Regions from separate parts of the Homo sapiens genome. Here all the other regions are linked to region 4. Evidence: chromatin contacts called from ENCODE Hi-C or POLR2A ChIA-PET data. All regions are on one chromosome and are shown on one strand. The core of a region is the stretch at or near the end of the contact, and the rest is flanking DNA. Distances in the headings are between cores, read along the strand shown. Region 1 overlaps HIVEP2 (HIVEP zinc finger 2). Region 2 has its middle 7.0 kb from the start of FILNC1. Region 3 holds the start of HIVEP2 (HIVEP zinc finger 2). Region 4 has its middle 650 kb from the start of GJE1. Region 5 overlaps FILNC1 (FOXO induced long non-coding RNA 1). Region 6 overlaps HIVEP2 (HIVEP zinc finger 2). Region 7 has its middle 72 kb from the start of LINC02941.

Region 1 (3,806 bases), core at 571-3,070, 1.4 Mb before region 4:
GGCAACACTGGGCCATAGATAAGTTCCCAGACCCAAGACCCGACCCCAGCCCCTCCTAGACAGCAGCCCGCAGCCCCGTGGCTTCCCCCCGCCCGCAGGAGAAGCCACACAAGTCTTAACAAAGGGGAGTCCCCGTGTGGAAAGAACAAATCCGACCTAAAATTAAACCTGGAGTTTTAATATAAAGAAATGCTCATGATTAGGTGTTTACAGCACCTAATCTTCAACAATTAAAAAGAAAAATGTGTGGGTGGGGTAAAAAATAGCAATACCCACACTCTGAAGTTTTGGAGAAAAACAGGAAACTAGTCTTTTTTAACCAGTGATGCCCAAAACTGGTTATTGCAAAGAGGGTTGTTTTTCTAATGCAGTGTGGTCAGCGCAGCTGCACCCGAAGTAGAATTCTGCTCATGATGCAGCCGTCTGTGGATTTCTTTAGCTGACAAACCTATAGACAGGCAGGCATAATTATCAGTTCTAACCTGGTCATTATGGCCGGATGGTGCTTGGAAAACAATTTGCACAAGTCCTGAAACCCCGTGAGAACATACAAAATAAGAGCATTTGGCGAATATGCAGTTATTTCCGGGAGTTGTGAATGACTTAGATCTAGGGGCTATACAATAGCTTATTGTAGAAGAACTGTTTGAATTCTCTTTTTATTTGGATTTTTTTTTAAGTTGACAGACAACATCTGATGGCAAATGACTTTTTTTTTTTTTCTAATTTGCTCATGAACTCAAGCTTCACTTTCTAACAGCGTTTTAGATGTTTCTACCTTTTTATTTTTGGCATTCGCTGGTTGGTGACAGTGAAGTCATGATTTTAAAATTGGGGTTACAGAGATGTTGTTTCCTGGCCACAGAGTCTCACAAATGCACTATCACCACTACGTTTCTGAACAACATGAGAAAAATGATCACAGAGGAGACCATTTGGGCAACACCTGACTAGATTTTTGTCCTTTTGAATAATGTAGAATGCTTCAGAACCCACTTGAAGTACAGTAATCCCCTTTATCTGCATTGTACCTTACACGGAAGTCCAGGTTGGTCTCGGACCAGTCACTGAGGTTTCCCCTCCACTTCCTGCTGTGGGCTCAGTGTCTTTGGGGAGCCCCTGCTAACCAGAAGTCTCCCTCACAGGTCATTTCTTTGTGTCATCTTTCTAAGGATAAAAAGGGGCATTAGACTTTTGAAAGTTGAGTGATATAACCTAGATTTCATTGCTGATTGCATTTTATGGTCTCCAAGCCAAGCATTTGGTTTGTGCATTGAAGGCTTTACGCTTGTCTGTTTGTATCAGACTTTACAGTTATCTCTTTAATAAGTAAATTACTCACGCTTCTCTTTTGTGAAGCTTGATTTCAGTGCTTGATCCAGGCAGTGTGCCTGGGCTTAGCAAGGCCCCCTCTCCAGCTGACTGCTGAGGCAGTTCCAAAAAAGGTAGTCATTACTGCTATTGATTTCTGTAGCACATCGGTCATGTTAGAATTATTTGCAGTGAGAGGGGAGTCAACTCCTTGCATATGACTTTTAGTTTCACCACCAATGTATTGTACATTGAAGTCTTCAGTATCTTTGAGTCTTCAGTGTCTTGGGGGCAGTGACCCAAGCAAGTCAAAGGAGATTCTTTTCACTTTTTTCTCTGGGAATGGCTTGGGGAGAATCCTGGATATTAAAGTGGTGCAGTAGGTGGAACTGGGAGACATAAATTCTCCTTTTCTTTTTTTTTTTAACCCCTTGCTGTCTGTTTTTTAGTGAAAAGCGATGCAGTTACCTGCCATTTCCCCCTTACCAGGATGTGGTAAAAAGTAACGAGAGAATGGTTGTCAAGCGTTGTCAAATACTGAAGACAGATATTTTATAAAGTGCCAGCTTTTACTGAAAACAAACACACCAAAAAACAACAAAACCAGCAAACAAGCATAATTTATCAGAAGGTCTCAAATTTCAGACACATTAACATCCTGGTGTTTCAGTTGGGAAAACATAGCCCTGTGAGCTTGTGATAATGTTGAACTGGCAGTAATAAGAAATAAGTGAAAGAATACTTTCACTTCTTATATATGCCTCCACCATAGTGTATTTTTAATAAGTTTGCATACTGAGATTTTGGAAATCTGTGGATACAAATATAATTTTACACTTTCATACCAGTAAAGCCTGAGTCCAACGTTGACACTCTTCCTTTTAAATGGCTCACTTAAGCATATGAACAGAAGCACTGCATAAAAAACTCAGTGGGGAGACTCAGGAAAACAGATTCCTTTCTTATTGTAGATCCATGAACAAAACCTATCTCAGCAGATAATTCAGTATAGTTGAGAGGTTCCCCAGAACTAATTTTGGTTTCTACCACGTGGTTATTAATACATTAAGTATTTGCCCATTAAAATTAAAGGCTCCTCAAATTCATACTGTTTGTGCCCATTTTGTTTTTGTTTGTGATTTTTATTATAACACAAAGACAGTTTAAAACACACTGTACTCTTCTTCTTCTGTCCTTCCTAATGATAAGATGGTGCTCTGGGGATGACGGTTACTTGTACAGAAGGTTGTAGCGGAAGAGGCCAGTGTGGAATGATTAGTCCTTTCCCTGCTGTGCACACACAAAGATTGGTCCTTCATCCTCACAGTCAGCATTTCTCATGTGGCCTGGAGCTCAGTGGAGACTTCGCCTATCAAGCTTGGGGTCAGCTTTTGCCTGTGTTCAAAAAAGTTGCTCTTGTGGGTGAACTTACCACGTGGGTGGTTCATCTATTGTAGCCCACAGACACTCCATGTGACTGGGACCCTTAATGAAGCGGGTTTCATAAGCTCCCTCTTACCTACTTTCTTTGGAGCCAATTCCCTTCTCTTTACCTTTTGGGAAGAAAACCAGCATGGTGGTGAGAACTGAAAGTGAAGTTGCAGATGACTAAGCCAAACTTTTTCTGCTTTTAGTTGAGGAAAAAAAGGACCAGAAAGAAGTTACTTAACGTTCCTTGCCCGGGTCATGGAGTCATTTGTGGTGGAGTGGACCTGAAAGCTGTGCCTGCTTTCATTCTTTTTCCTACATCCGGCCCAGTAGGACTTTTCCCTGGGGGAGATTATTGCTTTAATACTGGGTGGCTGCGAGCATTTCAGGAACGTGTGCATGTTCCTGGGTTGTCATTTGATGCTTGGGGAGGAATACAGCTGCTGTTTATGGAAAAGCTTAAGAAGCAGGATGTGGCATTGGTGGCAGGGTTCACATTCACAGAGGAGTTTGTGCAGTGCCTTCCCTGGAAAATTTCAGTTACATTCAGGTGATACCAAGTTCATCCCGTGCCCTTTCTGCCAGCCTCCTAAAGTTCGGCTGTCTTGATTGGACATCTTCAATTAAAAAACAAATGTCACACTTTGTAATTCTGAAGAATACTATGGGTTTTTTTGTAGAATTTCTCTTGGTTGAGCACGATCTTTAGGATGAAGTTTGAGTAATACAATTAGTCTAAAGGATTTTTGTTATAATCACTTGCTTAAACATCAGGAGCCTAGTGACATGTACCAAAAAGTTATTGCAGCAGAGTTACAATGTTACCGGTTTTCTTAGCTCCAGCATGGTTAGGCATTTGGAGCCAGATAAGTCTTTGTTGTGGGCGACTATCCTGTGCATTGTAGAATACTTACCAGCATCCCTGGCCTCTACCCACCAGGGTACAATAGCATACCCCTTCCCACTCCCAGTCTTGGCAACCAGAAAGAACTCCCAGACATTGCCTAGTGTCTCTTAAGGGGGCAGAATCACCCTAATTGAGAACTACCACAGGCTAACAATAAATC
Region 2 (4,220 bases), core at 152-2,651, 1.7 Mb after region 4:
CCAAATACTCAGTTATGTTCTATAGTAGGAATCTATGAATCATAGCATAATAATTGAGGCAAATGTCTTCCATCAATCTCATAGTTGCTGACCATTTGCAGCACGAGACCGAAATGAAAAAACTAGGTCCTAGCAGCTCTCTGAGTCATCTTAGTGGGTAAACAGGGTTATCTTGATTGAACTCACAGAGTATCTGACCTACCCAAATGTTAACATGTGTTGAAAACCACTCTCCAGCCATGACAGAAAATGCAGGTGCTTCATAAAACCTGTTGACTGAATCAAATGAGTCTACCAATTGATATTATTTACACCTATTTTGCTCTCCTTAACCGCACAGACTCTTCCACGCCCTTCCTAATCTTTCAGATAAATAATGATGCCCCAAAATAATGTGAATTCTCTAAATATCTGCCATAAACATATTACCTAAAATACAAATGAATTTATGGTTTCTTATTACTTGGGGATTTTCCTGTGCCATTTCTTCTTACATTTGTACAGGTTTTCTTTTCTGCATACAAATGAAATAATTAGGTTCTAGATCTACATCTTTGCAAATTACAAAATGGTTTTCTAGCTGCTTTCAGAGCAATAAAAACAAGTTAGGGAACAAGGATTTAATAAGTAGAAAAAAATTAAATATATTTTTTAAAGGTTTTCAATTAAGCTGTCATTAATGAATGAGTCTTTAAGATACGATTTATGAGGTGAATACACACACACACACACACACACACACAAATGCAGGATTTGCTAATTACTAGCTGTATGATCCTTATCCTTGGCAGTATACTTAATCTCTCTAAACCTTAGTTTCCTGGTTTATAAAATAAAGATAATAACAATTATTTTATGAAGTTGTAGTGAAGTTTAAACAAAAGAATGGACATAAAGGTAATTTTTCATTTTAAAGTCCCATATAAATGAAATTAGTGCTTGTATGCACTACCTACTCTGGGCCAAAGGCTAATCTTTCAGTTTGGAGAGAATATAAGAGGAATATAAGGCATATTCTCTTTCCACAACAAACTTAATATCCATTTGGGGAAGAGGAAATAATTAGAAAAAGAGTTGAGATTGCAGAAAACTAAGTTGTGTGACCCAGGTTATGTGTGCAGTAACAATTCTAAGAAGGAAGAGTTTAAAATGGGCTGGAAATTATGACCATTTTCTTTCCAAATGGAACAGGCTAAGCTTTGCCTGAACAAAGAAGCAAAGATATCTAACAGCTGCTTGCCACTCTCTGTTGCTTAAAATATCAGAGGAGTATGAGGTTTAGGCAGCTCTGAGTCATCTTCCTCCTAACTTGGTATTTATTCAGGACATAGCTCTAACCCTGATGACAACAGCATTCCTGACCTATGAGCTGCTCAAAATGCTAAGATGGTCCTGAAGGTGAAATAGACACCTTCTCCCCGTGCGGTCAGCTGCCATTCCCACTTGTGCTTCTGCAGCCTCCTCATTTTGTCACAGTGTTTTTCTAAATGAAAGAGGTCTGGACAGCTGAAGAAGAGGAACTGAAGCCAAATGAGAAATATCCTAGATTCTCTTCTTATGACAATGCTCAAGACTCACAGCTGAGGCAATTGTAGAAAGAACTGGAGCTTGGGCTTAGACCATGTGACTTTGGAAGCTTGTATATCATGAATGAAGCCCAATAAATTCAATTCAGTTGTTCAAACTCTATGCAGGCCTATTTTGATCAAAGTCCTGTAACTGTTAGATATGCAAAACTTATTAAGGGAGAATAATGAAAGATATGGAGGGATAAGACAATTTAACATATATTTTATGTGTTCTCATCTCATCCAGTGGTATCTGTAAATGGGCTCTGTAATCAATATTTTTGCAGATGAGGAGGATGAGGCCCAGATGGGTTGGATAACTTGTCCAAGGTCACACAATTTATAAGCTGCAGAGGGAAAATCCAGTCCCACAAAATCCTGGCTCTAAAGCCTGTGCTCTTTACACTTACATTGTCAGAGGGAGAAATACAAACACACAGAGAAGCATTTTTTTAAGAGGAGGGCTCAGGGAACAGAATATTTTCACAATTCTAGATGATGGGGTATTTTCGCAATAGGTGAACTGTGGAGGAGTAGGCTGGAAGGAGGTTGAGGCCATATGATGGAGAACTATGCTAAAGATCACCACTTTAGACTCAATTATGTAAACACTGAGGAGTCACCAGTGACTGACCAAGTATGAGGGAGTTCTGGGTATGGACAATGAGGGGGTACCCTGTCTATAAAAAATTTTAAAGCTATAATAAAACCCAGTCATTCTGATTCTAATCATCACTTCCTGCCGACATTTCTAAACAATGAAGTGATAAAATACTCCTCCTCAAAAAAAAAAAAAAATCATTTCTGGTCTTAGTTTTAAACAATTGCTGCCATTACCATTGAGTTTTAATAATACATTGTGTGGTTTGAATTAGCACATTTTTATTATTTGTCCTTTATTAAATATTGTGTTCAACATAAAAGTTAACTCAGCAAATTCCCAGTTAAACAATTGTTCCCCAAACGTACCCCACTCAGCTACAATCATTCAGGATAAATTGGGAAACCTTGGCAATTGCCTTGGGCAGACATAGCTGCAATTCTAAGTCAAAGAAACAGAACTTGAGTTATTATGGGATCACTTGGAGTTTCCTATTTTCGTTTAAATGCAAAATGCAAGTATAACATTTTTTATTTGATAAGTGCAAATTTTAGTTCATATATAAAATATCCCAAATTTGCACAATCTTTAGAATCAAAATCACTTCTTTTCATTTGTTTTAAAACAGAAGATTTAAAAATTATATTGATTGCTAATTACTACATGAAAATAATTGCATCACAAAGTGAGGGGTGTTATAAAAATGATCCAGCCAAGGTGTCAAAAATGCTAGGAATGCCACTGGAAGTCACTGAATGTTTTTGATGGCAGGGGTCACGAAAGAATGGTTAAGGTGAATCATAAAAGGCATCATCATTATACCAATCTATGTTATGTATATGTCTAGTTACCAATATGTTTTCCTAGAGAAGGAAAAAATGTGGAGTTTAAGTTGTCAAAAGCAATAAAAAGTATTAAGTGGTGGAGAGTATTCTGGCATGGCTCCTTTAAGCTGCTGCATTTTCATGGTAGAATATCAATCCTACCCGCAGCCGGTCTATCCTTGAAAGCAGACAGTTCTCATTTTAAACTGCCAGCAGAGAACACTACCACTTCAGGGAGTCAGTAGGGAATGATGCAATTTGGAAATTTTTGTCACCCAATATGTTGGGAAATGACAGTTGAGAAAATCATTATTTAGGTTTTTTTGTTAAGGACACATGGTTGTCATAACCTGTATTGTTGTTTACAATATTCAGTGCACTTCCCTATGGGAGGATTGCACATCCCTTTCTATAGAAGACTGGCCTGGCCTGATGACTGATTTGCTTCAGTCAGCAGACGTGATGACTGTTCTGGGCCAAAGTTTTAAGAGCTACTACGTGGTTTGCTGTGTCCTTTCCCCAAGTCTCTGTGATCATGAAAGCATGAAGCCTCTATTCACCAAGGGTTCCTTAATAACTTCAATGAGCAGAGTCCTTTTTTAACCCATTGTGAACGTGTTGCCTGAACAAAAATTAAATATTGTAGTTTTAAGCAACTGACATTTTCTGGCACAAACTAGCCCTACCTAATTGATAGAGTAGTCCTTCCATTTGGGCAGATACTCTCATATCTATTCCCAAATTTAGACGGACTAGAGGAAATTATTTCATAGAACTCCTGTATAAATATCAGTAGAATTGCTTTTACTGAACTACATTTGATGTGAAGATTGTTCATACTGAAAGACACTGTAAACACACCTCATGAAACTCAAGCTGGTCCACGCTTAAGAATTGTCATGAATGAGAGGCATTATGCAGTCATAACTTGATGAACATCCTCAAGAGGTCTTTGCCTGTATTTTGCATTAAGAGTCGTTACAGTTCTCCTGACCAGTGTGAACTATTTCTGTCACTTAAACACTATCTATTGTGTACCTGATCACGTACCTAATTTATTTCAGGTTAGTTGCCAGGAAGCTTAGGCCCAAATTTTTGGCAAGGGTGCAAGTGTTTGCAGGATCTGTTTTCAATTTAGTCTTAATTTTAACTCTATTTTATGAATCTCGTTTCGTGTTCCTTTTTTTAACAATTTTTAATGATATGTTGTATTTAATCTCATTAATC
Region 3 (4,043 bases), core at 855-3,354, 1.5 Mb before region 4:
CAGAGCTTCGGCTCCCACTCGCCTGGGATTCCCCCGCCTCCCGGCCCCGCTCTCCCAGGGTTGGTTGTGATTTCAACTCCGGTCCCTTCCGTGGAGAGGGAAGCGCACAGGCTGAAGGTGGCAGCTCGCCCCGAGGTTCCAGCGCGGCCCACCAGGAAACCGGCAGCTGCTCTTCGCGCCGCTGCCCACACCTATTTGAATCCCCTGGCGAGGGCGGGCCGCGGTCCCCGAACTGGGGGTGCCGGGGGCACCCTGGTGAGTGACCTCAGGGAAGGTAATCCGGGCGTTTCGAGCACGTGAATAGTTCGCGCGCCCGCAGGGGCACGGAAAGTGCTAGTAAAACCCTACAAAGCTCCAGAAACCCAGCCGGGAGCCACAGTCTGATTTTGCTTTTCTTGACCGATAACATAATTGTGAGTAGAGGCAGGGGGCGAGGAGAGGCCAGGGATCCGGAGTACTGGTTCCAAATCTAAGGGCACTACTAATTATACAATTCCGTTCGTCAGGAAGGCAGACAACGATTCTCTGGGAAATGGGGAAGGGGTGGGGACGGAGGACGTTTCCACATCCTTAAAGGAAATTCTCAGGCTCCTAGAGATGCCCAAGTTTTTTTGCATGACAAGTAGAGACCAGCTCTCCGGGGAGTTCCCCGCTCCGACCGAGCGAGTGCGCGGCCGCGATCTCCCCGCCCGCAGCGGCAGCCGTGGGGCCCGGCCCTGCCCTCCCGACCGCCTCCCTCCCCCGTCGCCCCGCGCGCCGCACATCCCTCTCTCGCTCACTGGCTCCAGACTGGTTTTTCTGGTTCAGCCTCCCTCCCTGGGACGCGCTGGGGGATCCGATGACGTCGTTGGCTGAGTCTCTCCCTCTTCCTCCCTCCCTCCCTCCGCCTCTCCCCCCGTCCGCCCTCGCCGCGCACTCCTCCTAGTAACTTCTGTTCGGGGAGGCGCTGCCAGGAATAACCCGGTGCGTCCACAGCCCGGGAGGGGAGGCGGCCGCTGCGGCTCCCGCACGCAGACAGCTGCGGCCCGGGCCTCGCGGCTCCCGCCTGAGCCCGGCGGCCCCTGCCCCGGGCCCATCTCCGTACAGTGTCAGAAAAATAAATAAAGGCAAGAGGAGCCTGGGCTGGCGGTCGGGATCTTTTCCCTCCCTCCGCGCCCGCCCTCCCTCTGTCCTTAAGGAAATGCTACCAGACACCCCCCACCAGACACGCTCAGCCTTGGCGAGGAGCGGCCGCCGCGGCAGCGAGAACAAGGGCACCAGGGGGGTTTCCTCCCCCTCCTCCTCTCCCTCCTCCTCCCCGTCCTCCTTCTCCTCCTCCTCAGCGGTGACTTTCCAGGTGAGCGGCCGCCGCGGCTGCGAGGATCCCCCTCGCCCGCTGGGGCTCGGGCCGCCGCGTCGCGCCCTCCTCCCGCCCCTGTCACCCGGCGGCGGCCGGGAGCTGACAGCCGCCCGAGGGGCTCGCGGCCCGGAGGCGGGCGGCCGGCGGGAGGCGGGCTGGAGGTGAGGGGGTGGAGAGGAGGAGAGCGGGGCGCCGCCGAGCGCCGTCGTTCCCCGCAGGAGGGTCTCCGCACAAACATCTTCGGTGACTGTGGCACAAGTCTTTGCCAAGTTGTGTCTTGGACCTTGACGCTCCACGGAGCCCAGAGCAACTTGGAGGGTCTCCCGGCTCGTTCACAGCGTTCCTCCACGTCTCGCGTCTGGGGTGCTGGGTGCAGCCTCGGGGTGCGCGGAGGGCGGACCGGCCACCGCGAGAGCGGAGCGGCGGGAATCTAGGTCCCTCCTCGGCTCGGTAAGTGGCCTGGACGCTGGGTTTTTCCTGCCTCCTTCGGCGCTGGGAGCTTGTTTCACTTTATATTGGAATCGCCGCCGCCGAACTCCGTCCCCCGCTCCCCGGCGTGTGCCCCCAGCCCCTTCCCGGTGGCCCGAGGGTGAGGGTCGGAGGGGGCGGGGATGGGGGAGACCGCGGGAGGGGTGTCGGGCGCGTGGGGAAATGCGGGGAATACCCTGGCCGCGGATCTATGCAGATGAGGGGAGGCTGCTTTGCGTAATGTCCTGGGGGGAGGGGGCCGCGCGGGAGCGCTGGAGGCAGGAATGTGCCTGCTTACTAATGAGCGACGTGCACCGGCGCGCACGGCCCGGCCACCGCTGCGGCTGCGGCGGCCGGCGGCGGCCCGTTGTCAGGTAGCGGGGGAGGGGGCCGCGGCGCGCGGCGCAGGCGGCCGGGCGGGCTGGCGGCGCGAGGCCCGGGCCGCCGGCCTGCGGCCGAGCGAGCGCAGCGAAGGCGCTGGCTCTGGGCATTTCAGTGACTCCCTTTACCTCCCGGGCAAGGAAGGAAGGAAGGAAGGAGCGAAGGAAGGAAGCGAGGAAGGAGGGGACTGTCTCGATGGAAGGTTCAGGCGGAGGCGCCCTCGCCTTGCGGGTGCACCGGCTGCAGAGCGGCTCTGGCCGCTGCCGGCTGGACCCGGGCGCGTGGAGACGGGTGGGGGCGGTTTGCATGCGTGTTTGTCTGTCCGTCTGGCGGGGGATCGGGAAGGGACATGTGTGTTTGGGCTGTGCACTGTGGGGAACTGGGTCTGCGCCTTTATGTCTGTTCCCTGAAGTGGGTGGAACGTTGGCCCGTTCCGGGAATGTTCCATGACGTGGTGCAGCCACAGGAAGGGGGTTAACGAGGGGCTCTCTGCCGCGGCGGCACTGCCGGCTGCTATCAAAGCAGATGTGCTGCTGCTGCTCCTCCTCCTCTTTCACCTCCTTTCACCCCCACCCCCCGCCTTTCCATTCTGTGCCTCTGGTACTGGTAGGGGTGAGACAGGAAAACATTGCTCTGGGTGTGTGCGTGTGTGTGTGTGTGTGTGGGTGTGTGGGGGAGGGGGTGCTGATGTGCATGTGTGGGGTCTGTCGTATTTGGTGGGGGGGGGGGGTGGACTCCAGATCCGCTCTGCTACCCCAGCTGTTATCACAGATCGGTGCGCTTTATACGCATGTGCCTCCCGCGTTCTGTCCCTCTTACATAACACATCCAGTGCAGCAGAGGACATGAGAAAATGCGACCCCAACCCTCCAAGCCCAAATTGGGTGAGGGGATAGAAGGTCAGGAAGCGTCCCTGGGTGTTGTCCTTCAGGGACTTGGTTCCCAGTGGGGGAAAGGAAGAAGGGAAGGAGGGTTTCTTCAAGTGGCTCCTCTCATCTCTGACTTAAAAGCATCTAACTAAAAAGGACTGCAGGCACTAGTCTTCCCTAACGGGAAAGCTTGTAACTAGCTACACCAAGGGAACGGGGGCACTTTAACCTCGGGAGTGCGGAGAAGAGAGAGGGTCCTTAATCAAGACACTTGGAGGAGAGAAGCAATAATGTGTGGGCGGCGGATGGGGGGCGCTGGGGATGACTTCGAGGAGACCAGAGGAATCTCTTGATAATAGGTTTCACTGGAGGCCTTAGGACACCTGTAATGGCTTAGCATTCACACAGGAAGTTGTGTGTGCAACTGACATTGCAAAACCCTTATTCTCTGCAGAGTTATTTAGGCCTAAAATGAATATAGAAAGGCTTGTTTCCTGTACTTTCATTATAATGGAAAATTTGAGCTGATTTTTCTCCTTCCTTTTCTGCCATTTTAAAAATAACTCAATTTACCTCCAAATGAATATTGGTACTCGCCCCCAACCCTAAAGCTGGACCTCAATAATTCACAAGAGATCTGTGTTTTTCTAGCATACCCAGAGCCCTAGTCAAGGGCTATTGATTTTTCTCCTCAATACAGTTGTTTCTTTTGTAGTGCATAATCAAGCCCAGACATTACTTGAAATATTAATAAGATCCATTTTAATTAAATTTGCAATGATCTGTCCTCCTAGAAAAAGGCCATTTAACTTTATTAGAAACGTTTCCTCCAGTGATATAGTAATATTTGGTGATATTTGCCCTTGAGCAAACCAAGTTATTTTAAATATTTGCACATATAGATCCCATATGTTTGCTACATATGTAGCAAATGTCTCATTGCTTTTTCACCTTATAAGAGTGCCAGAAGCAGAATTTTAACGAAG
Region 4 (3,678 bases), core at 713-3,212:
AATGGCAGACATGGGTTTTTGCCCATTGATTTTGGAGATCTTCCTGAGAATCATCTTCTTAGGTGTGGTAGGCAACTAAAATAATTGTTAATGGCTTCCTGAGATTCCTTCACTTAAAAATATCTTGAAAGCAGCTTTTCTGACTGTCATTTTGCCACCTCTCAGCAGTTTTATTGGCCACTAGTTCTGTGTCTTAAACCTCTTTACATGTAAAATACTTAAGAGTGCTTTCAGTTTTAATGTCTAAACTCTTATCTATTCAGTAGTGGATATTTGCCACTCTCTTCTAGTAAATATCTGGTTTTCAAATAGATTATATGGTTATGTGAGAAAAATCCCAGAATTAAAAAAAAAATCAGTCCTATTAAATTAACCACATACCTCCATCACACCCAAAGTTCTTGCTGCTTTTCCTCATTCTTTCAAAAAAATTTTTTATGGTTTCAAAACTCCATGCTGATAGTTTTTATCTTTTGTAATGATATAAATCAAGAAAATATGTCAGGAAATAAAATTGATATAATTTCAATACATTTATTTTTATATTGTTTTATTTTGTATTAGACTTGATTTTTATGATAAAAGTCAATGAAAGTTATCAAAATTTAGAAAAATAAAAATGAGATGAAATGTATTAAAAGGAAATCTTTAGACAAATTTAAAGGAGTTTAATGAAGCAGAGAATTATTTGGGAATCCAGTAGCTCTCAAGAGCCAGCAGAGTGGTTCAGAGATCTCACTTCTGCAAAGTAGGTAGGCAGTACATATGGACAGAAAATGAAAGTAAGGTACAGAAACTGGTTGGTTACAGCTTAGCATTTTTTACTTGTTTGGACATGGTCTGATCAATTGGCAGCCTGTGATTGGCTGAAGCTAGTCGGCTGTGACTGGCTGAGACCTAGCAATTTGTTACAATATATACTCCTAAATTAGGCTTTCAGTTTGTTTAGTTAAATTGTAGTTTGTTATGTAGGGACCTACGGTACCGAGACAGCCTCAAGCCAAATTTAATTTAATTAAACAATCATCACCTCAATCTTAATCTTGGCAAAGGAAATACTAAAATAAGATGGGCCATTGAGGAATCTTTGAGCCTTCCAAGTAAAATGGCAAATTTCAAGTTACACTGCGTTACTACAGGAACTACAGAGGTTAGAGTTTTGATCAAAGACTTAAAAAATTGCCATCCAGTGAACAGATACCTGATTAAAGTTACCTCTAAAGAGGGCAAATATTTAATAAATGGCAACAAAGAGCTGGCCGGGTGTGGTGGCTCACGTATGTAATCCCAGAATTGTGGGAGGCCGAGGAAGGATGATCGCTTGAAGCCAGGAGTGGTAGACCAGCCTGGGCAACATAGTGAGACCCTGTCTCTACAAAAAATAAAAATAAATTAAAAAAATTAAAATAAATAAGTAAATAAATAAGAGCTCCCAGTTTTTGCTTTAATAACCCAGGCTTGAAATGTTGTGTTTTTTTTTCCATTGGAAAAAAAACATTTTAAGGTTTCACTTTATTTTTGCTGAATTGTTAACATTGCTGAGCTGATTTCACCTAAATTATGGTAAAGATTAATCAGAGACCCTAAACTCTGAAGGAAGTATCTTAACTATTTTTCCAGAACTCACTAACCGCAAGTCCTAGAAAACTCCCAAGGGCAAGTTTCATATTTCTGGCCATATTTTAAAACTGAAATCATTTTGAGGAAAATTCTAAAGCGTTTGAAGAGAAGCATCCAAAAATTTCAATTGCTTCTCTGAAACCTTGGAATCCTGCCTGTTAATAATCTCCATGCTCTTTGCTTAGAATTTACCCACAGAATTAACTGACAGGAAACTGCCCATCACCCTCCACCCTCCCAGTAAGACTGTGCCAAAACACTCATCAGAAGCCACAATGACAAAAATAGATCCAATTGACGACTATGCAGTGACTAAGAAACGGATGTACCGATTTAAGCTATCTTCATTATCTTCTTCCTTGTTTTGATGGCAAAAAGAAAGAGAAAGCTACGTAATAGCATCTGGGCAAAACAGCTTGTACACCAAGTTCTGCCCTATGTAATTTAAAATATTTGAGTTCTTATAACATCCCTGAAAAGCATGGCTTTTAATACAAACACCACATATATACAGTACAGATCATCTAACTATAGTCATGCTTCTGGGCAGAGCTTGCAGCAATAGCAAAAATAATAAAAGAAAATTCTCTTTGTACAGCTGAATGGCTGCACTAGAATTTTCAGTGTTCAGATGTAATTAGAAAACAGCTGTGAAGGAAAATCAATTGTTCCTGGTAGTCAATGGCTAATTTTCCACAATCAAAATAAAGAATGCAATATGACATGTTTGTAATGAGCAAGTAATTGTTTCTCTTTTGTTTATTGTTTTAACATTTTTCCCTTTATTTGTGGGAGCTGTCATTTGCTTGCTTTAGGACAACTTCTCCTAGTCTTTGCTTCTCCCATCCATATTTAAATACTAGCAACTGCCAAAGAGGCTATGCAGTCCAGCTCAGTTTATTCACGATTGCCTTGCTTATGATGGTGATTTGTGGACTTGCAAGGAAATATTGTCCTTGCTTTTATGAATTCACAATAAAGCTTCCATAAACGGAATGATTATTAAACACTAGCATTTATTCATGGGATTTAACTTTGATTCATTCTGCAAAGGTCTCATGTGTCAAAAAGATGCAGTTCCCAGAATTCATTGACCTGCTGCTCCAAGTGCGTCTGCATTGCAAAACAAAACAAAACTGAAACGACCACACGGCCCTTTTTTTATACCCTTCAATCATTGGCATAGACTGGACGGTATTGGTGTAGCAGATGGATAGAAAAGCTCAACCTCTATGGTGCACACTTGGAATTTAGATGGTTGGAAAATTAACTTAAATGCTAGAATAGACCAATGAGAGTAAAATTGTTTTATCATGCAAAAGAGTCTGGTTGAGAAACACCAAGAGGATTAACACTCCTAGGCTGCTTTCAGCTGATAGAAAAAGAAAAAAAAAATGCTTATATTATTTAGTGAAATTAATGTCTATATTATTCTTTTTCTACACTTATATTTTTCTGGAACATTCTTTGAAAGCAAATATAATTGCAGTTTCAGAGAATGAAATGAATAGTAAATAAGGACTGAATCTTAATTGCTGTGTGATCTTGGGACCATGTCTTAGTCTTGGTTTATCTCTATTTCTTTGTGAGAAAAATGATAATTAATATGTGAATATAGGTTCTTCCTCTTCTAATATTATTACATAAAATATATTAGTATATGAATATTTCCAAATTTTAAAGTTCTGGAGGAAAGACATTTTCCATTAAAAAAATGCATGATAAGCCATCAGTAGCCACTAAGTCATAACTAGTTTCATCACATCCATTTAAACCTGTGACTGACAATTTTCTGATAGTACTTCTGAATTTTTCTCAGTCTTTTGTCTCCAGAGAGCCTGTTCCAGAATCTGTGCAGTGTTTATTATATAGCTCCATTTCTTGGCCCTAAAAAGGCATTGTGGTTTGAAGTCGCTGATGATGAGAAGGGAATTCTATATTTTATGAAGCAGAGTAAACTATTAACTGAACCAAACTTTGAACTGAACTTTGAAAACTATTGGCCTACTTCAATTATTATGGATAACAAACCTGAATATATTTTTTGAATGGCTAAGG
Region 5 (3,805 bases), core at 554-3,053, 1.6 Mb after region 4:
TAACATAAAAGGCTATCAAATGTCCATCCTAGTAATGACTCTTTTAAGTTCTCACCACATGCTATTGGCTTCCAGTCTTTATTTAAGAAAAAAAGGAGGCCGGGCGAGGTGGCTCACACCTGTAATCCCAGCACTTTGGGAGGCCAAGGCAGGAGGATCACAAGGTCAGGAGTTTGAGACCAGCCTGGCCAATATGGTGACACCCCGTCTCTACTAAAAATACAAACATTAGCCGGGCGTGGTGGTGCACACCTATAATCCCGGCTACTTGGGAGGCTGAGGCAGAAGAATCACTTGAACCTGGTAGGCGGAGGTTGCAGTGAGCCAACATCATGCCACTGCACTCCAGCCTGGGTGACAGAGTGAGACTCCATCTCAAAGAAAAGAAAAAAAAGGATGCTATATTCTCATCGTTACAGGTTTTTCTGAGAACAACGGGTAGAGCATTTTATTGGAATATAGCATTCCTGTGGGGAGAAAAGGTTTGTAGGAACTAAATCATGCAGATTTTTAAGTGTCCAATCCAATCTGTCGTGTGAGAGGTTATATAATTTATCCATTCCACAAATATGTAACAAGGGCACACTATCAAAAGAATGATCTGGGAAAGAAGGAGACAGACTGGGTTGAAATTTTATCTTGGATAACTGGAAGGATAGGGAAGACAATAACAGAAATATTAAATTGAAAAAGTAAAGAAAATTAGCTGCCAAAAAAATTTTGATGAGGAAAGGAGATGGCTTAGGAAGAACCTTGAAATACTGACATATTTAATAGTTTGATAGAGAAGAAGGAGCCTGCAAGGGCAACACAGATGGAAGAGAGAGATAGGTATGAGGAAAATAGAGGAATTGTGGAAGATAAGGAAAGAGAATAATTCAAAAGGCAAGAAGATGCCAACATTGTCCAATGCTGCTGAGAGACCCAGTGAGATGAAAGGCAAAGAAATATTCATTCAGGTTGCAGGTATCAAAATGTACTTATATGAGGAGATAAACAATCAGTCTTTAAGAGGGAAGCTAATACAATTATAAATATAAAGAAATAAAGTGGAAATATATAAAGAAAAAAGATACAGTTTTATTGGGAAAGTAAATCATTGATTAATTTTATAAAGGGTAGGTATGAGCTTGTAATTTCTATACTACACAGCCTTTAGTAGAAATGAGAAAATGAAGATAAAGAAACTCAACAAAAAACAACTTGAGTGACCAGGATCATGTTATTCAGTCATATTTTGTGTGTTCGAAAAGAGGGGGTGCAACATTTCAAATTAGATAAAAAAGGTGACCCTGGAGAATCCATATAGAGAGAATCTTGCTTTCTCTATGGTTAAGGGATTATCTATCATGCATCAGATGCCTTTTTGGGTATTTTATACATGACTCCATTCAATGCTTACAATGATAGCTAACACATACTACTATGGGGTAGGCATGTTTCTATGGGCATTATGTGTAACACCTCACTGATAACTTCCATAATGTTGGTAATACTATTCCCTTTTTTAAAATGAGAATAATGAAAGCATTCAGTACGATTAGGTAGTTTGCTGAGAGTCACAAACTAATAAACAGCACATCTGGATTCAAATCCCACTGAGTTCAAAGTCCATGTTACTTTCATTGCATTTATTACTTGGCTCAAAAGAGGAAGAGAAGTGAAACAGAACAAGGAAGTGAAATCAGAGATGCATGTCAAAATGTTTAAATTTAATTAACAAACCAGCGGCATTTTGGCTCAGATATGCCCATAAGGTGCCTTGCAAATGCCTTTGTACTAATATTGCTAAGAGGCAGTAGGTTCTGCTGAAGGCAATACTGTAAGGAAAATGAAAGAGAAAGGCTGTGACAATACAACCATGATTGTCTCCTGAATCATGGTTAACTTTCACCCTTAGAAACACTCACTGAATATAAGCTTTTTGAATAAGGAAGAACAGTTGTATGGTCAAAAGACAATGTTAGGGTCTACCTTTTCCCAGTTATAATTCATTCACATGTATGTTTTTCTGTTCTGCAGCTAATTTCTACAATGGGTACTTCACAGATCCATGGGGAAAATTCAATAAAACAATGTATATACATAGATTTTATGGAATTTAAAGTGCTATACAAATGGCATGCCTCATTATTCTCTGAACATTCAGATTCCAAAAGACTGCCCCATACACCTCAATTCCCTCTAACTTTCTTCTCAGCCTTCTCCATTCCATGTCCACTTCTCACTGTGTTCCAGAAAGGACAGACTGTATGCTCACCAATGATCCTTGTTGATTGCCAAAGGTTAAGTGGCAAAGCATTGTGGGGATACATTATAGATGTTAAAACCCAGGGAATCCAAAAGACCTAGGATTCTGTAATACTGCACTATCACATTCAATCTAAGACGCACATATCTCTGCATTCTAACAACTCTGAAATATGGATGCATCTTGTAATTAACATGATAAGAAACCATAACGTCCTGTCGATCAAATCTAGCTGACCACCTGCTTTTGTATGGCTCTAGCGCTAAGACTGGTTTGTACATTTTTTACAGTTACAAAAAAAAAAGAAAGAAAAATAGTTTTATAACATGTAAAAGTTACATGAAATTCAAATTTCCATGTCCACAATTAAAGCTTTATAGGAACACAGCCATAGCCATTTGTTTACATATTGCCTACGGTTGCTTTCTTGCTGCGATGGCAGGATTCAGCCATTATAATAGAGACCTTGTGGACCTTAAAGCCTAAAATATTTACTATCATCATTTACAGATAAGGCTTGCCGATTCTTATCATACTTCAATTGACAACACTTTATGTTTTTTAGTGGTTGTATTAGAGTTCTCCAGAGAAACAGAAGCAATATGATAGATAGATAGATAGATAGATAGATAGATAGATAGATAGATAATAGGTGGATGGGTAGATAGGTAGATGTTAGATAGAGATATCTCTATCCATCTCTATCTCTATCTCTATCTATATCTATATCTATATCTATATCTATATCTATATCTATATCTATATCTATATCTATATCTATGGCTCCTGCAATTATAGAAGTTGAGAAGTCCCAGGATCTGCCATCTGCAAACTGGAGATTCAGCAAAGCCAGTGGTATAATTGGGTGCAAGTCTGAAGGCCAGAGAACCAGGGCAGGCAATGGTATAAATCTCAGTCTGAGGACAAAAGACCCATGGCTCAACTCAAGCAGTCAGGCTTCTCTGGTACCTTTTTGAAATAATTGCATTATACAGGTGGTTGGAAAATAGTCTTCACAAACTCCTAGAACAAAATTCCAGGTTAGCAGCTGGGAATCAAATGTACATGGGGCAAATCTCTCAGATATTTTAGAGCCTAAATGGTGATAGTGGGGCACTGAGAGAAAAAAATATATATTTCTTATGAAAGAAATAAATCTGGCATGAGAAACTTATTTATGCAGTGGATCCTGGAGTTTGGGGAAGAGTATAAATTACAAGATTAGTACATCTACTTAACACATACCAACACAAGCTAGTTTCTCCTAGTTTAGCAAAAGACCTAAAAATATGCTATTAATAAAAGAATTTTCTCATTAAATGAGGACTTAAGCCACCCTGCTTTTGGACACCACTCTTTGAGGATAGCTGCAGGGGCAGAAAGTATTTGCCGTTATTGATTGCAAAAATAGGAGAGCAGTCATGACCTCGTGATGGACAGCTCAGAGGCTGGGCAGGACTCCTCATAGTTTAGCTCTTTATGTTTGGTTTCATTTTCTCAACTTTCTCTCCTCAAGCACTTCTCGAGGAGTCTTGGCATCCAAGTACTTCTCCC
Region 6 (3,974 bases), core at 780-3,279, 1.3 Mb before region 4:
GGTAAATAAATCTATATTAAAATGAATGAATAAAACATTTAAAATTCAAAATTATTTAAATGCTGCTGAAGCTTTTTAATATTTTTTTGAAATTGAATTAAATCCTCAGCTGTTTTTACAGAAGCAAAACTATTCACAAGTTTGTTTTTAGTGTCCATTTTAGTTGCTAATGTAAAGAATTGGCATCATGCTTCATACAGGTTACATCTTTACAAATTTAAGAATAAGAATTGTTTAATTGCGAAACACTCTTCAAGTGCCATGTGCAATTGTTCCAAATGCTGCTCTAATTATTAACGATTCTAGAACCACTGATCAGAGCACGAAGAGAAACCAGGAAAGGGATGCTTGGCATGGTTACACTTGTTATGCGAGAATCTGTTGCGTCCACACCATCTGAGAGAAATGACTCTTAAGTCTTTTCTTTTACCTAAGCATTAATGCTGCTTGAATCTTCTCTGCTTTGGAAATGATGTCTAACTCCACACTGCAATGTCACAATCCACGAACCTTCAGGGCATTCCAACTCAGTCACTCTTTGACTGGTGCAAAGAGATTGGGCAAGAGAAGCATTTCCCTCGGGGCTTAAACCGTTGTCGCGGGGTTTAGGGTTACAGGACATCTGGATGCCTATGATAAAGGTGCTGTGGATTTTTCAGTGAATTTATTTGTGCTTGTTTGTGATATGCAGGCTTTCTAAAGTGTGGGACCCATGACAAGGACCCCTCTTTCCTGGAAGTATGGACTCTGCTGTCTGTGGGGGCAACTGGGCATTAGGATTCTTACTGAGGGCGCCATCTGCAGAGGCGGCAGAGGGGTTCCTTCCTGAGGACGCTAGGGGGAGCTGGTGCAGGAAAGAAGCCATGGCAGATGGTGTTGTGACTGGCTGTCAGACTGCCTGTGGGCTCTTGTAAGTCTCCCTTGCTGGAATCCTAGATATACTTAGTTGGGACTTTTTAAGGGGACTGGAGGTCCTGTGTGAGCAGGTGGGGCTGGAACAGGAGCTGTGGTTAATTGGTGTTAATGTCACTTCTTATGTATTTGCCTGTAGGCTGGTAGGGCTTGATAGTGTTTGGGTAACTCATTTCCAAGTCAATAAGTGTTCCTTCCCTCACTTGGAGAGGGATGAGGAAAGACACTTCTATCCTGTAAATCTGTTTTTCTCCACACAGTTGGAAAGAATAGGAATTGCTTTATTTCTCTTTGTGAATCTTCTCTGTGGAGGGAGCCAGGGACACAATGCAATCATTGATCTGAGATAATGGAATTATAAAGGGATTTATTATTTACCTAGGCTGGGGCTCTTAACCACAAATGGACAGAATTCAGAAAATTTGGTTGAGAAAAAAACTGTTTCATTAATCTCTAACTGAAGTTTAGCACTTCCTTCATTATTCATGTAAGCAACAAATGACAGTAGTTTCAGCAGTGTCAGTGATGTTGTCACCAATAGAAATCACAGACAGTTTCATATCACATTACCATTGTGATTCATATCTCAAAGTGTCTTTATGATTATGACTACTCCGAATTATGGTGAATATTAGACCTGCACTATATCTTGTTTTTAATTATTAATAAAGAATTATGTATATTACTATCAACAAGTTTGCTTTGAAAGTTATTTTGAGATACCTATATTCATGGTAATTGGTTTCCTTTGTAATCCAGTGTAGTTTAAAACATTCTGCTAAGAATGAGCCCACAGGCTTCATCAGACTGCCAAGGAGGTCATGGCAGCCAAAAGACTCAAAAGGTCTGATGTAGACGAAATCCTGTGTTTTACTGCAGATTAAGGCTTTAGAGTGTGAGAGTTACTTAAGGTCATATGGTGGAGCCGGAATTAAAAGTAGCGTCTTTCCTGCACTGTGTGGCCTCCTGGCACCTCAACCCTGGTCTTAGTGCCAAGGGAATGAGTGCCTTTGGCTTCTTTGATGAGTACTTTGATTATGACGAAGTCCAAGCCAGCTTCTGTCTTTGTTTGCACTTTGCTGGTCTGTGGTGGCTTTCTCCCCACCCCTGCTTTCCAGGCCTGGAGGTGGTGGTGAGGTGTGGTCATCTCCAGCCATGCCTGCCTCTATGTCCCATGGCATCACAAGGCATGCTGTCCTGTGACAGCTAGGGGATAGTCAACAGAAACAATAGAATATTTAGCCTTGATTGCTTGACCTAGTTTTGGTGGTGGTGTTTCAAGCAATGTGAGTATTATCAGGGGAAATCTTTCAGCCAACCCAGTGGGCTTTGTTAAATTAATTTAGGAACTCGTGTCACATTATTTCCTCCTCACTATTAGGCTAATAGATACCTGAAATATCAACAGAAAAATATACAGTTAACAGCTAGCATTTAGAGTTCACTTCCTCGTGCCATTTTTAAATGCTGTATAATTCTGTTAACAATATTATTTGTATCCCCATTTTCTGGATGAAAAGACTGAGGCACGGAGAGGTTAGGTAACTTGCCTGAATATTTGTATGTCTGGCAAGTGGCAGAGATGGGACTGAAAGCAAGTATTCTGGCTCCATGGTCCATGATCTGGGCCACTATGCTACATGTCCAGTTATTACTTTAATGCTTTAAGCCATAGTTGTCCAATCTGTCTTTCTTTGGTTCGGGGTTAGACTACGAATGAGTGTATCTGGGATGAAGAGCCTTTGGATTTTTTTTTTTTTTAAATGTAGTCCTAGGAGGAACTCTTCCCAGTCTGCTGGAGCTGTCTCTGAAAGGTACTATGTCATTTGGTTCAAAGTCTGTTCGGCTTTAATCCCTTGCTTGTATATATTCAGGCAATATGGGGAAGGAAAAATATGTTCATACCCAAAAAGTTTAGTAATGCTGCAAAATGCTAGATTTGGATTGACTCTGGCTCCATTTCAAGGACATGACAGTGCCTTGATCTTTGCTTTTGAAGCCTTCTTGTCAGCAACATTGGCAAGTACACCTTTGAAAATTTATATCTGAATTCTTGTGTTTTGAAAAAAAAAATGTTTGTTAGTGTTTCTCTTCTTGAACACTGGTTGATGCTTTGCCAACTAGTTAAAAGTCTGCAAATCTGAGTGCTGGCTGAGAAGCTAAGCTTGCTATAACTAGTTATCCCCAGATGGCCAGATTCTGTTATGTACCACTTTTATAGATGCTCAGTGGTTGCCTACATGGGGTTATGAGGTGTACTGTTCCACTTGTTTTTGCCAGGCATGCACAGTACATTATTTGATAGGCTGGGACAGATGGTATAGCTCAAATGAAAATGATGAGGGAGAAAAGAAAGTGAAAAAAAAATAGAAAAAGGGCATTTGATTTTCTAATTCACATTTCGGAAGTGAATTTTAGCGTCTGTGATTGACTAATAAATGCAGTGTTGCTGTAAGACTTGAATTCATGAACGTCTGTTTAAACAGCTATAACTGAGTAATCAGCAGGAAGCAACCTTTTCCTTCGTGGATGCTGTCCCAAACTTCATGGGGTCTCCTCCAGATCTGAAAATGTTTGGGCCATTGAAAGACATCAAAAATAGATCTGGATATTTCAGAGTATGATATACCACCACCAATACCAACCAAAACAGAAAAATCCCAATTATATTTTTAAACTGGAAGAGAGGGAGGGGAGGTGGTGAGGATACAGAGAGAGAGAGAGAGAGAGAGAGAAGAGAGAGCGAGCCTGGTAAAGTAGTGGTGATAAGGACAATTAATCAGTCTTCGTACAGCTGCTTCCTGACATTTCTGCAAATTGTTGTGGAAAAATTAATGAAGGTTAGATCAGTAATAGTTTCAAGCTTGGCCAGTGGAAAGTATGACAATGTTTCCATCAGCAATTAAATCGGGCTGCTTTCTTTTTTCTATAGGGGAAGTGGTATGATGTATGTTCCCCACAGGAAATGGAAAACGGCAGCTGAACTGTGTGTGAGCCCAGGTATGGAGGAGCATTTGGGAGTGCTCCAGCCGCCTCTCCTTGATTAGCACCACAGATTTGCA
Region 7 (4,080 bases), core at 745-3,244, 1.6 Mb after region 4:
TTATCTGCTGAACACTATGTAACATTACCCAGGGTTTGGTGATTATGTAATGAGGACTCCTATTGTAATACACGCTGCACAGTTGGAGGATTGCTGTGGGAAACTTAACTCTGCAAATCCTGAGTTTGGGAACAATTAAAGCCTTGATTTTAATGTTACAGTCACCTCATTTTTCCCAAAATATTTTGCTTTTTTCTTCTTAAAACCTGTAAGTACTGCAGTAGAAGAAATGTAACAAGAATTATAGAAAAAAGTTCCACAGAAGATGAAATAACTGCCATCTGGTGCACAACAGATGTGTGTTCCACAAAGTTTTTTTTTCTTTCTTTTGAGTTCTCCTATCCAAGTCCTGGCCAGACCCAAGCACTGTGTCGAGCTTATGAGATCTGACAATTTTACAGCCCCAGGCTGAATGACTGCAGGCTAGTGTTTTTCCTAGAATTCACTGAGGCCCCAGGGAATAAACTAACAGGTTCAAGAATGATACTGAAATGTTATTCTCCCCCAAAAAGCTGTGAGGAACTGCCACTAATTTCCTTCATAAGAAATAAAGTCCAAAAAAATTTCAATAGAGGGTCACTACAGATTTTGTGCCTTAGAAGAGAGATATTCAAGACTTGGTATCATTAGCAGATGCTCTCCCAGTCCCAGAGAAAGGAATCACCTGGAGGGCACATTGTATCTTTTATCCAAGTAAAATTGGCCCAAACTGTTTACCCAACATTTGCACAAGTGCAACTTTACTGAAACTGATAAAACTACCTGCTCCCTAGCAGCCTTCACAGTTCCTGAAATTTCTAGGGCTGGTGATTTCTATTAGAAAGTACTGAAACACGTGAAAAGCAAGTAGAAGTTTATAGTGCCATTACCTTTGTGATTTTATAAATTGAGATGTAATTTTTTTAAGATTCAATTCCAAAATTAAAATTCAAATGAAGTCATTTTTAATGAGTTCATGGAAATGATACTGTCTTTATACATTTTGGTTTACTCCCACAGCTCAAGTGTTGCTTAAATCAGCTCTCAGATTTTGCCATGGTGCTTGTTCATGGGTCAGATAAGCCTGTTCTTAATGCATTGTGATCATAATGTGCTTGACATGCCCTAAGACTTATAACAGTCCAATTTTTTTCTGTGAATGTGACCTTTGTCTCTCTGGTTTCCACCTACCTGGCACCAGTGAGCTCAAATAACTATAGGTGACAATAATAGTAGTCTCTAGCTCTAGATAAAACAAACGTAATGGCTGAAATTCCCTGTTTACTAACATACCCTACATTTTCCACTTCTTTGGATATGACCCTAGGGTGTCCTAGTTTCAATTGGTGGTCATTATTTCTTTTCTCCTTAAAGCCACTGTTTTTAGAAACTTATTTCCTTAGTGCCTCAACCATGGTGAAGTTCTGGATGCTGCATTGAGGAGCTTCCAGATATTCTCATGCATTGTGAGTGATTTGTCTCCTTTCTTGATTTACCTTCTCCCTTGCTATTGTTTCTAATGATGTGGTTTCATCATACAGTGAGTGAGTTTAACATTTGCCACTGTGTCATTGAAGCCACATTCATTATGTCATCACCATCAACTCAATTCATCTTTTCTCCCCTGACAGCCTACAGTAATGGATCCCAGCCTGCCTACTTAGTAGTTGGAAGAAACCTACAGCATTAATTCAAGATAACTTGCTTGCTATTTGGTCAGGTAGCTAATGTGTTCATAAAACACAAATGTCCATTAAAATAATCACTTATGGAAAATAGTCCATTATAATTATGTATGTATGTCAATCAATAAACATGTTTTTAAAAGCTAATTTAATTGGAAATCAGTAGGACAAGGCCTATTATTGGCAGCTCAAATAGAGTGGCTTTGAGGTCTAAGTCCTTGCAACAGCCCTAGTTTCACAACACTTTTATTGTACTAATCTAGCAGTCCGACTCTGAAAACCTGAGACAAGTTCCGTGGGGGGGATGGAGAGGAAAGGGGAAAGAAAACTGAAAGCAATATAATTTTCTGTACCTATTTGAAACAATACTGAGAGCAAAGCAAATTTAACTCAGCTACTTGCTCCAGAAACTACTTGTTTCTTAAAGATAAGACTGAACCAACTAAACAGGTTACTTATAAAGACTAATAGCTTGTTTATAATGAATAGCTTCAAGACTCTGGCTTCTCTGAGCCCATTTGTCTAAATCTATTCTCTAATAAACTCTCTTCAATCCCAACCAGTACTGTTTCTTGCAAGATCTGACTTAAAAAGTCCTAGCCCAGGCCCTAAAAGTCTATTTGATATCTTACCTTGAAGTTCACCTTCTGAGACACTACTAAGATTTGTCATGGTGGTATTCTTTCTTTTTCATAAACAGGTATTTCCAGTGAACTTCTAAGGAGTCAACAGTTGACAAACCAAAAGATCCTACCAAGACCCAATCAAGATCCCTCCTTTACTGCATACATGAAGATCTGGAGAAATACATTCCCCTGAGATTTCTTGATCCTCTAAATTGGGATCGAGGGAGTGTCTCTGACCTCAAGATTGAGGTATGACTTGAATTGGGTCTGAGCTCCAATTTTGTTTTGTCAATTCACAAACATTATTTTCCCAGGGAGGGACAAAGAAGCATTTTAGGCATTTTTTTTAAAAAAGAAACATTTTAGGAATTATTAACATTTTAAAGAAGTATTTTAAATATTAGATAAAGATTTAGGTATCACATATTATATAAAGAAGACTTTTAGGAATTATTAAGTAGAAAATTGCCTATTTTTCTAACAACATGTCTTAGTGTGTTCTCACACTGCTGTAAAGAGCTTCTCTGAGACCAGGTAATTTATAAAGGAAAGAGGTTTAATTGACTCACAGTTCTGCATGGCTGGGAAGGCCTCAGGAAACTTACAATCATGGCAGAAAGGGAAGCAGGCACCTCCTCACCAGTGGCAGGAGAAAGAGTACAAGCAGGGGAAATGCCAGACATTTATAAAACCATCAGATCTCATGAGAACTCACTTACTATCATGAAAACAGCATGAAAGACACTTCCCCCATAATCCAATCACTTCCCTCTCTCTACACATAGGGATTACAATTCATGATGAGATTTGGTTGGGGACACAAAGCCTAACCATGTCACAACATTTTGGATCATCTCTGTCTTTCTGTTACAAGTCTTTAAGACGAAGCCTATAGAGAGAGGAGGTGCATAGGCCAAGTGCGTCCATCCCAAGTACTGAAGAATTTAAAAGATCATATCACGATGGCATTATTTGGACATAATTTGCATTGGGTCAGTTTTCTAAAACCTTATACATATGCTCTGAGTGGATGTATTAATAGTTTATGTATACCTTAATAAAATTGATTTAAAGTAAACATTTAAGGACTTTCCTGTGGCTTGTCTTTGTGTCCCTAGAATTGGTTTATTTAGTTTTGTCTGACCTGAGTTGGAGGGTTTTTTGGGCCCTGTATTAGTCTGTTTTCATGCTGCTGATAAAGACATACCTCAGACTGGGGAATTTACAAAAGAAAGAGGTTTATTGGTGTTACAGTTCCACATGGCTGGGGAGGCCTCACAGTCACGGTGGAAGGCAAGGAGAAGCAAGTCACATCTTATGGGATGGAAGCAGGCAAAGAGAGCTTGTGCAGGGGGACTCCTGTTTTTGTTTTTGTTTTTGTTTTTTTGAGACAGAGTCTCGCTCTGTCCCCCAGGTTGGAGTGCAGTGGCACTATCTCGGCTCACGGCAAGCTCTGCCTCCTGGATTCACGCCATTCTCCTGCCTCAGCCTCCCAAGTAGCTGGGACTACAGGCACCCGCCACCACGCCCAGTTAATTTTTTGTATTTTTAGTAAAGACGGGGTTTCACCGTGTTGGCTAGGATGGTCTCAATCTCCTGACCTCGTGATCCACCCACCTCGGCCTCCCAAAGTGCTGGGATTACAGGTGTGAGCCACTGCGCCCGGCCAGGACTCCTGTTTTTAAAACCATCAGGTCTGTCTCATAAGACCCATTCAATATCAATCATTAATTGATAAAAAAAAAAATCTTTTTGTCACTATGTACATACTCTAGGAATATGTAGCCCAG

The links. Hi-C counts contacts between places; a loop is a spot of excess contacts on that map. ChIA-PET counts read pairs that join two places held with the same protein, here RNA polymerase II (POLR2A). Pooled maps may share reads with other maps.
Region 1: a pooled map shows a loop between it and region 4 (5-fold over the local background). The contact joins two enhancer-like sites. A Hi-C loop is called at or near these places in 2 of 37 single-sample maps with no recorded cell type and 6 of 50 pooled maps.
Region 2: a loop to region 4 is called in a map with no recorded cell type, with 7 times the contacts of the local background. The contact joins two enhancer-like sites. A Hi-C loop is called at or near these places in 2 of 37 single-sample maps with no recorded cell type and 6 of 50 pooled maps.
Region 3: a map of naive thymus-derived CD4-positive, alpha-beta T cell shows a loop between it and region 4 (27-fold over the local background). The contact joins the promoter of HIVEP2 here to the enhancer-like site in region 4. A Hi-C loop is called at or near these places in 1 of 168 maps with a recorded cell type or tissue (naive thymus-derived CD4-positive, alpha-beta T cell), 4 of 37 single-sample maps with no recorded cell type and 11 of 50 pooled maps.
Region 5: a loop to region 4 is called in a pooled map, with 9 times the contacts of the local background. The contact joins two enhancer-like sites. A Hi-C loop is called at or near these places in 9 of 37 single-sample maps with no recorded cell type and 5 of 50 pooled maps. POLR2A ChIA-PET finds 5 or more read pairs at or near these places in 1 of 52 experiments (OCI-LY7).
Region 6: a loop to region 4 is called in a pooled map, with 6 times the contacts of the local background. The contact joins two enhancer-like sites. A Hi-C loop is called at or near these places in 2 of 37 single-sample maps with no recorded cell type and 3 of 50 pooled maps.
Region 7: a loop to region 4 is called in a pooled map, with 9 times the contacts of the local background. The contact joins two enhancer-like sites. A Hi-C loop is called at or near these places in 8 of 37 single-sample maps with no recorded cell type and 4 of 50 pooled maps.

The regions. Positions count from the first base shown.
Region 1 is chr6:142,854,135-142,857,940 of GRCh38, reverse strand. The region is part of intron 1 of HIVEP2 (HIVEP zinc finger 2); the gene reads left to right. Among named protein-coding and RNA genes, the nearest start is that of HIVEP2, 89 kb to the left of the region's middle. Within about 2 kb of position 1,820, at least 6 of the 41 ENCODE cell types and tissues checked have a DNase peak (open chromatin) inside an H3K27ac peak, as active enhancers do.
Region 2 is chr6:139,761,937-139,766,156 of GRCh38, reverse strand. No RefSeq gene overlaps it. Among named protein-coding and RNA genes, the nearest start is that of FILNC1, 7.0 kb to the left of the region's middle. Within about 2 kb of position 1,401, at least 20 of the 41 ENCODE cell types and tissues checked have a DNase peak (open chromatin) inside an H3K27ac peak, as active enhancers do.
Region 3 is chr6:142,943,237-142,947,279 of GRCh38, reverse strand. It overlaps HIVEP2 (HIVEP zinc finger 2), which reads left to right and starts at 2,104. Exons shown (of 10, transcript NM_006734.4): 1 at 2,104-2,181. It overlaps HIVEP2-DT (HIVEP2 divergent transcript), which reads right to left and starts at 791. Exons shown (of 3, transcript XR_001744397.3): 1 at 1-791. RefSeq lists silencers at 1-24, 875-1,504, 1,735-1,964, 2,165-2,264, 2,405-2,474 and 1 more.
Region 4 is chr6:141,482,060-141,485,737 of GRCh38, reverse strand. No RefSeq gene overlaps it. Among named protein-coding and RNA genes, the nearest start is that of GJE1, 650 kb to the left of the region's middle. RefSeq lists an enhancer at 1,977-2,116. Within about 2 kb of position 1,962, at least 16 of the 41 ENCODE cell types and tissues checked have a DNase peak (open chromatin) inside an H3K27ac peak, as active enhancers do.
Region 5 is chr6:139,839,894-139,843,698 of GRCh38, reverse strand. The region is part of intron 1 of FILNC1 (FOXO induced long non-coding RNA 1); the gene reads right to left. Among named protein-coding and RNA genes, the nearest start is that of FILNC1, 71 kb to the right of the region's middle. Within about 2 kb of position 1,803, at least 2 of the 41 ENCODE cell types and tissues checked have a DNase peak (open chromatin) inside an H3K27ac peak, as active enhancers do.
Region 6 is chr6:142,819,971-142,823,944 of GRCh38, reverse strand. The region is part of intron 2 of HIVEP2 (HIVEP zinc finger 2); the gene reads left to right. Among named protein-coding and RNA genes, the nearest start is that of HIVEP2, 120 kb to the left of the region's middle. RefSeq lists an enhancer at 3,770-3,974. Within about 2 kb of position 2,029, at least 11 of the 41 ENCODE cell types and tissues checked have a DNase peak (open chromatin) inside an H3K27ac peak, as active enhancers do.
Region 7 is chr6:139,901,830-139,905,909 of GRCh38, reverse strand. No RefSeq gene overlaps it. Among named protein-coding and RNA genes, the nearest start is that of LINC02941, 72 kb to the left of the region's middle. RefSeq lists an enhancer at 2,217-2,336. Within about 2 kb of position 1,994, at least 4 of the 41 ENCODE cell types and tissues checked have a DNase peak (open chromatin) inside an H3K27ac peak, as active enhancers do.